Regions from separate parts of the Homo sapiens genome. Here region 1 is linked to region 2. Evidence: chromatin contacts called from ENCODE Hi-C or POLR2A ChIA-PET data. All regions are on one chromosome and are shown on one strand. The core of a region is the stretch at or near the end of the contact, and the rest is flanking DNA. Distances in the headings are between cores, read along the strand shown. Region 1 has its middle 19 kb from the start of LINC02219. Region 2 holds the start of LINC02242 (long intergenic non-protein coding RNA 2242).

The links. Hi-C counts contacts between places; a loop is a spot of excess contacts on that map. ChIA-PET counts read pairs that join two places held with the same protein, here RNA polymerase II (POLR2A). Pooled maps may share reads with other maps.
Region 1: a map of sigmoid colon shows a loop between it and region 2 (4-fold over the local background). The contact joins the enhancer-like site here to the promoter of LINC02242 in region 2. A Hi-C loop is called at or near these places in 1 of 168 maps with a recorded cell type or tissue (sigmoid colon) and 4 of 50 pooled maps. POLR2A ChIA-PET finds 5 or more read pairs at or near these places in 1 of 52 experiments (BJ).

Annotation. Positions count from the first base shown.
Region 1 is chr5:68,169,893-68,172,592 of GRCh38, forward strand. No RefSeq gene overlaps it. Among named protein-coding and RNA genes, the nearest start is that of LINC02219, 19 kb to the right of the region's middle. Within about 2 kb of position 1,404, at least 17 of the 41 ENCODE cell types and tissues checked have a DNase peak (open chromatin) inside an H3K27ac peak, as active enhancers do.
Region 2 is chr5:67,645,423-67,648,122 of GRCh38, forward strand. It overlaps LINC02242 (long intergenic non-protein coding RNA 2242), which reads right to left and starts at 1,367. Exons shown (of 3, transcript NR_147169.1): 1 at 1,184-1,367.

The DNA of each region.
Region 1 (2,700 bases), core at 154-2,653, 520 kb after region 2:
TTTTTAGCCATTCACCCTTGAAAAACTGAAAGTGATTTCAAATAGTGATGTGTGGCCAGCTTTAACTTGGACAGTCATTAGTGTTAGAGGAGTGGGGATTTGGAAATACTGCCTTAAGAAAAGTTTCCCCCTTAACTTATTTTTTACCCTTCCCACCTCTGTCTCCATGGAAATGAGGTCAGAGGCCACGGAGAGCTCCCAGGGAGCCAGCAGCTGGGAATGAGAATTCTCACTTAGAGATTTCAGCTGAAAGCTATAAACTCCTTTACAAAGACCAGCTGAGTCTTTTGGCCACCATAGTCTCCTTTTTACACTAATAAATAGGTGGCTTTTTTTTTCTTTTGTCTTTCTCTTTTGGCACATACATGGAGGAAGAAGAGGTGCCACTGAGTAATAACCATTTTTGCATTTATACTTGAACTTCTGTGCAATAAATCAAGATGGAGATATTCCTTAAGAATTTATTTTCAACTTAATATGTTTAAATGATAGTGTACATATGGAATTAAGCAATTATCACTTGCTTGATCTCTGTCCTTTCAAGTTTATGATAACACCAGATATTTGAAGACAAATATATGTGGTTATTCATTACATGCTATCAGTTATAAATGATTCTAATAGAATGTCACCATGACATAATTCAAAATCACTTAATTAAAAGAAAGAACCAATCTCAAGATATGAGCAGTTGGTGCCATTAAACAAAATGTTTTATGAATTAACGTATACTTTACTATTAGTACCTGTTTTTGTTGAACTGTTAACACAAGTCCATATTTTTTTGCACTTTATTCAGTTTATTTACTCATAAATCATTTGAAAATATCTGAGAAGGGTGACTACTCAAATATGCCAAACACTTTGTTATTTTTATAAGTTATATATTATTATTTAGTAGCCGAATATTTATTAAAACAATATGAAATGTAAATTTAGTTTAAAAAAAAAAAAAGCCCTAACAAGTTCTTTTTAAATTTGGAGCTATAGGAGTCTGTGTTTCAAACTTTTTTTTCCTTCATGCCACACTTTGTTTTATGGTTCAAGGTTTGTAGACTCAATAAGATTCAGCATTATTTCCAAGAACTTTTACGAAATTTCATCATTACTCTTACATAAAACACTGAGTTATTACTTTTAATCATCAATCACACAACTGCTCTGAATTTTCCAGAACTTAGCTTCAGCAAGCATCAGAACCACAGCACCTCTCTCAGACACTTTCACATTCTTTCTCTCTCTCTTTTTTCAGCGTTGTGGTCAGCAGTCTAATGATGCTGGGCTTTTATTCTTTACTGTTTCCTTTGTCTTTGGGCCCTTTCGCAGGTCGCTGCTGAGCTCTCTCTCTCTCTGTCCTGGGTTGAGCCCTTATTCCATTTTCCCCTGCTCTCAGAAGTGAAACAGAACATCGTGTTCCGAAGCTGCCCAGCACACATGCTTCACGATGCTGCCAAGTTTGCAGCTGACCAATTGGCCTACTTTAGAGGACTCGCATTTACAAAATTTACAAGTCTTTATTTCCACCAGCCCATCACCTCCTCCCCACCCCGCCGAAAAAGAGTATGTCAAACACACTGATAAATCAAGAGTTTTTTGGTGTTGCAACAAAATGGGCAGTCATTTCTTTGCCCTTTGCTGGCTCTCAGCCTTGCTCTTCCCTCCTGAATAGATGGAAAATATGGGTTGGTGTACGGTACAAAGACATTCAAAAGTGATTGCCTCTGTATTAATAACTAATTTCAAAAGAAACATACAAACGAAATGATATGCTCTTCTATTTTTTTCGGAGATCGGTATTTCTAAAGTAATTCCTTTCCAAAAACTGATCCAGGCAAACCTGTCTTCTTCCAAATTAGGAAGACAGAGTTAATGCTTTGCTTTTTCAATGAGATTGGGTCAGGCAAGTCATGGATTTAGATATTTTGAACACTCCTTATTGGCATTTGAATCTTCTAAGCTTCTATAATAGATTCAAGATCAAATAGGAGAGGGTAAGGATTTAATGGAGCAAAGAAAAGTTGTAGGAATTGGTTTCTTGTGATTTTAGTGATTCCTGCCCCACTCTTCAAGAAAAGGAACTCGGTCAAGGGTAGATCCAGGTTATTGCAAAGCTTATAAAATATGGAGCCCTCTTTATGAAAAAGAATATGAAATTAAGCCCAAGAGTAAATATCTACTTAGAATAAGAGAAGAAACCATAACAAATGACAAACTTTAAAAAGCATCCAGAAAAATAGCATCATTACCATTAGTATTAAGAATTATTGTTATTATCATAACTTCACTGTTTGATCCACCTATGTAACATTTCTTTTCCCTACTTTTTTTACTTTATCCTCTTTGATCGTTCCTCAAATAACCAAAACTTTATAATACTATTTTGTGTAAAGAGAATAGAAAGATAATTTTGTTTTTTTTTTTCTGGCATGGCAGATAGAAATATGTTTTTTGTTATTAATGGCTTAGAAAATAATCTTTCAGCTTGAGAATTATTGGTCATGCCACAGCTGAAACAATCTCTTGCTCCAGAGGTGCTTCGTGCTCTAAGAAAATTCCTCAGAGACTCCAGACCTTTGATCTTGCTGGGCAGGGCTCCAGCTGACCCTTTGGCCATTGTCTCAGCAACTGATCCAGCATCCCATTTGGTGTCCTGGGTGGAAAGGGCAGGGCTCGAGATGCTGGTGGTGGGGCCTTTGTCTG
Region 2 (2,700 bases), core at 117-2,616:
ATTTTGTACAAAGTGATAAGAAAAGCTCTAGTCAGGTCTGTCTGATAAGGGACATTTGAGCATATGTGTCCATGAAGGGAGCAATGATCCAAGAGGTTTTTGGGAAAAAAATGTACCAGGCAGAGGGAGCAGCAAGTGCAAATACCCTGAGGCCGCCGGTTATTTATTTATATTTATTTATTTTGTAAGACAGAGTCTCACTCCGTCGCCCAGGTTGGAGTGCAGTGTCGCGATCTCGGCTCACTGCAACCTCCGCCTCCCAAGTTCAAGTGATTCTTGTGCCCCAGCCTCCCAAGTAGCTAGAATTACAGGCGTGCAACACCATGCCTGGCTAAGTTTTGTATTTTTAGTAGAGATGAGGTTTTGCCATGTTCACCAGGCTGTTCTCAAACTCCTGAGATCAAGTGATCCACCTGCCTCGGCCTGCCAAAGTGCTGGGGTTACAGGAGTGAGCCACTGCGCCCAGCCAGGAGTCTTAATCACACAAAAGATTCTTCAAAGTGGTTCTGGGAATTCAGAGTTGAGATTATTTCCAGCTAAGGGTGATAATGACACAAGACCCTAGAGAAGGGGCTTGTAAAAAGACACCACAAATTTTCATAATATTTCATAGTTTTTACTTGTCTTTTGCTTAGATCATATTTCATAAATTCCTAACAATAAGTACAGGTTTTTAATTCTTATTCTCCCCTCAAAGAAAAGCCATAAACATCACTTTTCATTTTCCTATAAACATAATGAATGAACATTGCTATTAGTCATCCTTTCCCATTTCAGATTATTAATATTATCATCATTTTCAGACACAAGGTAGATTGTAGTTAAGAACCTGTGCTTTGAAGTCAAGCAGACAGTAGCTGATGTCCCAATTCAACTTCGTACTAGATTTCTCACCTTGGGAATATTGCTTAGGCTTTAGAATCATAGTTTCAGTCACCTCTTTTTACCTATGGCTCCTCATGGATGTGATACTAAAAAATTGCTCAGTGTTGCTATCCTTTTCCACCCTCTCTTTATTGAAGTATTCATAAACATCAAACTAGAAAGCAAGAAGCCCAAAATCTAAAAGTCACACTATGCAAATTTTATACAAAATAAATGAAAGTGAAAGTATGAAGAGAAGTAACAAGAACAAATGTATATACATCTTTACTGAATAAAAAGGGCTTTCATAGATACTCACCTATTAACTCTTTGATAAACTTGTAGCCTGAATATTATTCATCTTCAGTCGACTGATAAAAAATACAACTCAGACAGATTGAGTTATTTTGGCTAAGATCTCTCAGCTCGTAAGTGGCAAGGCTGCAATTTGTATTGCTCTTCTGAGTCCAATTCCTTGGGGTTAGTTATTGGTACAACTAGTGCCCAAGAAGTCCTCGCAAGACTGGAAGAACTTCCAAGTGATTAACCAAGTTGGTTGCATTATGGGCGGCCTCCCTCCTACTTGTGGAATTTGTTTTCTCACTGAGGATTGTTTTAAAAGTTACCTAAGCTGCTTCACAAAGCTTCAAAAATTCCTGGTTATGTGATAGATAATGATGTGTACAAGGCTTCCTTCTGGATGATTCTACAGGGTCTAGAATATAAATAGTTTCTCTCTATGGTGAGCAAGATCTCTGTGCTCTAAGGCTCATTTGATCACTCATCTGGGAGCTCTGCAAGAACTGGGACCATGTCTTACTCATCTCTGTATCCCAAGGCCAGCCGAAAGCCTGGCACGTGGGAAGCACTCAGGTGGGGTTTGAGCACCAGGATGCCAGGCATTATGATGGTGATGCCTGTTAAAAATCATCGGTTAAGCTCCACTTTTGCTGCAGTGAACAGACTAGACATCAGCTGTCATGAGAAAACATATTACCAGGCAACTTTTCCTTTTTTCATCCTGAATCCAAGCAACTGGCCAGGACAGTGAGATGACAGCCCTGCAACTTCCACATCTCACATCACTTCTCTCTTCTCCTACTTCCTTTTCAGAGAGCTTTTTTTTTTTTTTTTTTTTTTTTCCAAAATACAAGCCTGAGCCAGAACTACAGGCTTTGTTTGCCCCAATAGGGAATATACTTTTAAAGCAAGGATGTTAAATCACCCTGTAATTTTAGTCTCTCGAGTATCAGTTCCACCTAAACCTTCCCCATGGAGAAGGGTGGCACTGATCTCTAGACTGGTGAGGGAAATCAGCACCAGCTTGGAAGGGAGCTGCACTAGGTTTCAGTCTCCGCACTGTCATATAACAATGGCTGAATTTATTGACCAGTTACCTGCACTGATCACCTTACACACATTGCTTTCTTTAACTCTCTGTGAAGGATTCTCATTATCATTCACGTTTTGAAGATGCGAAAGTTAGAGCAGAGAGGTGAAGTGACTTGCCCAAGGTCACAGAAAATGATCAGCAGATCTAAGATGAAACAAACCAATTGTACTCCACAGCTGTATTCCTAACTGTGCTACATCAGGCAAGTGAATGACCCTCTCAGCACCTCCGTTTTCTCATCAGTAAGATGAATGGAGGAACAACGACTTTATTGGATTGTTAGGAAAAGTAATTGAGATAATGCAGGCAAGCTCCTGACACTTAGTAGTTACTTAAGGTATGTCAGTTCTCTCCCTTCCTTTACATAACCTGGAATTGGAGAGCATCACCTCTTAAGCAATCCTTTAGAAATATAAAGCTGAAATTAATCCAAACCACACCAG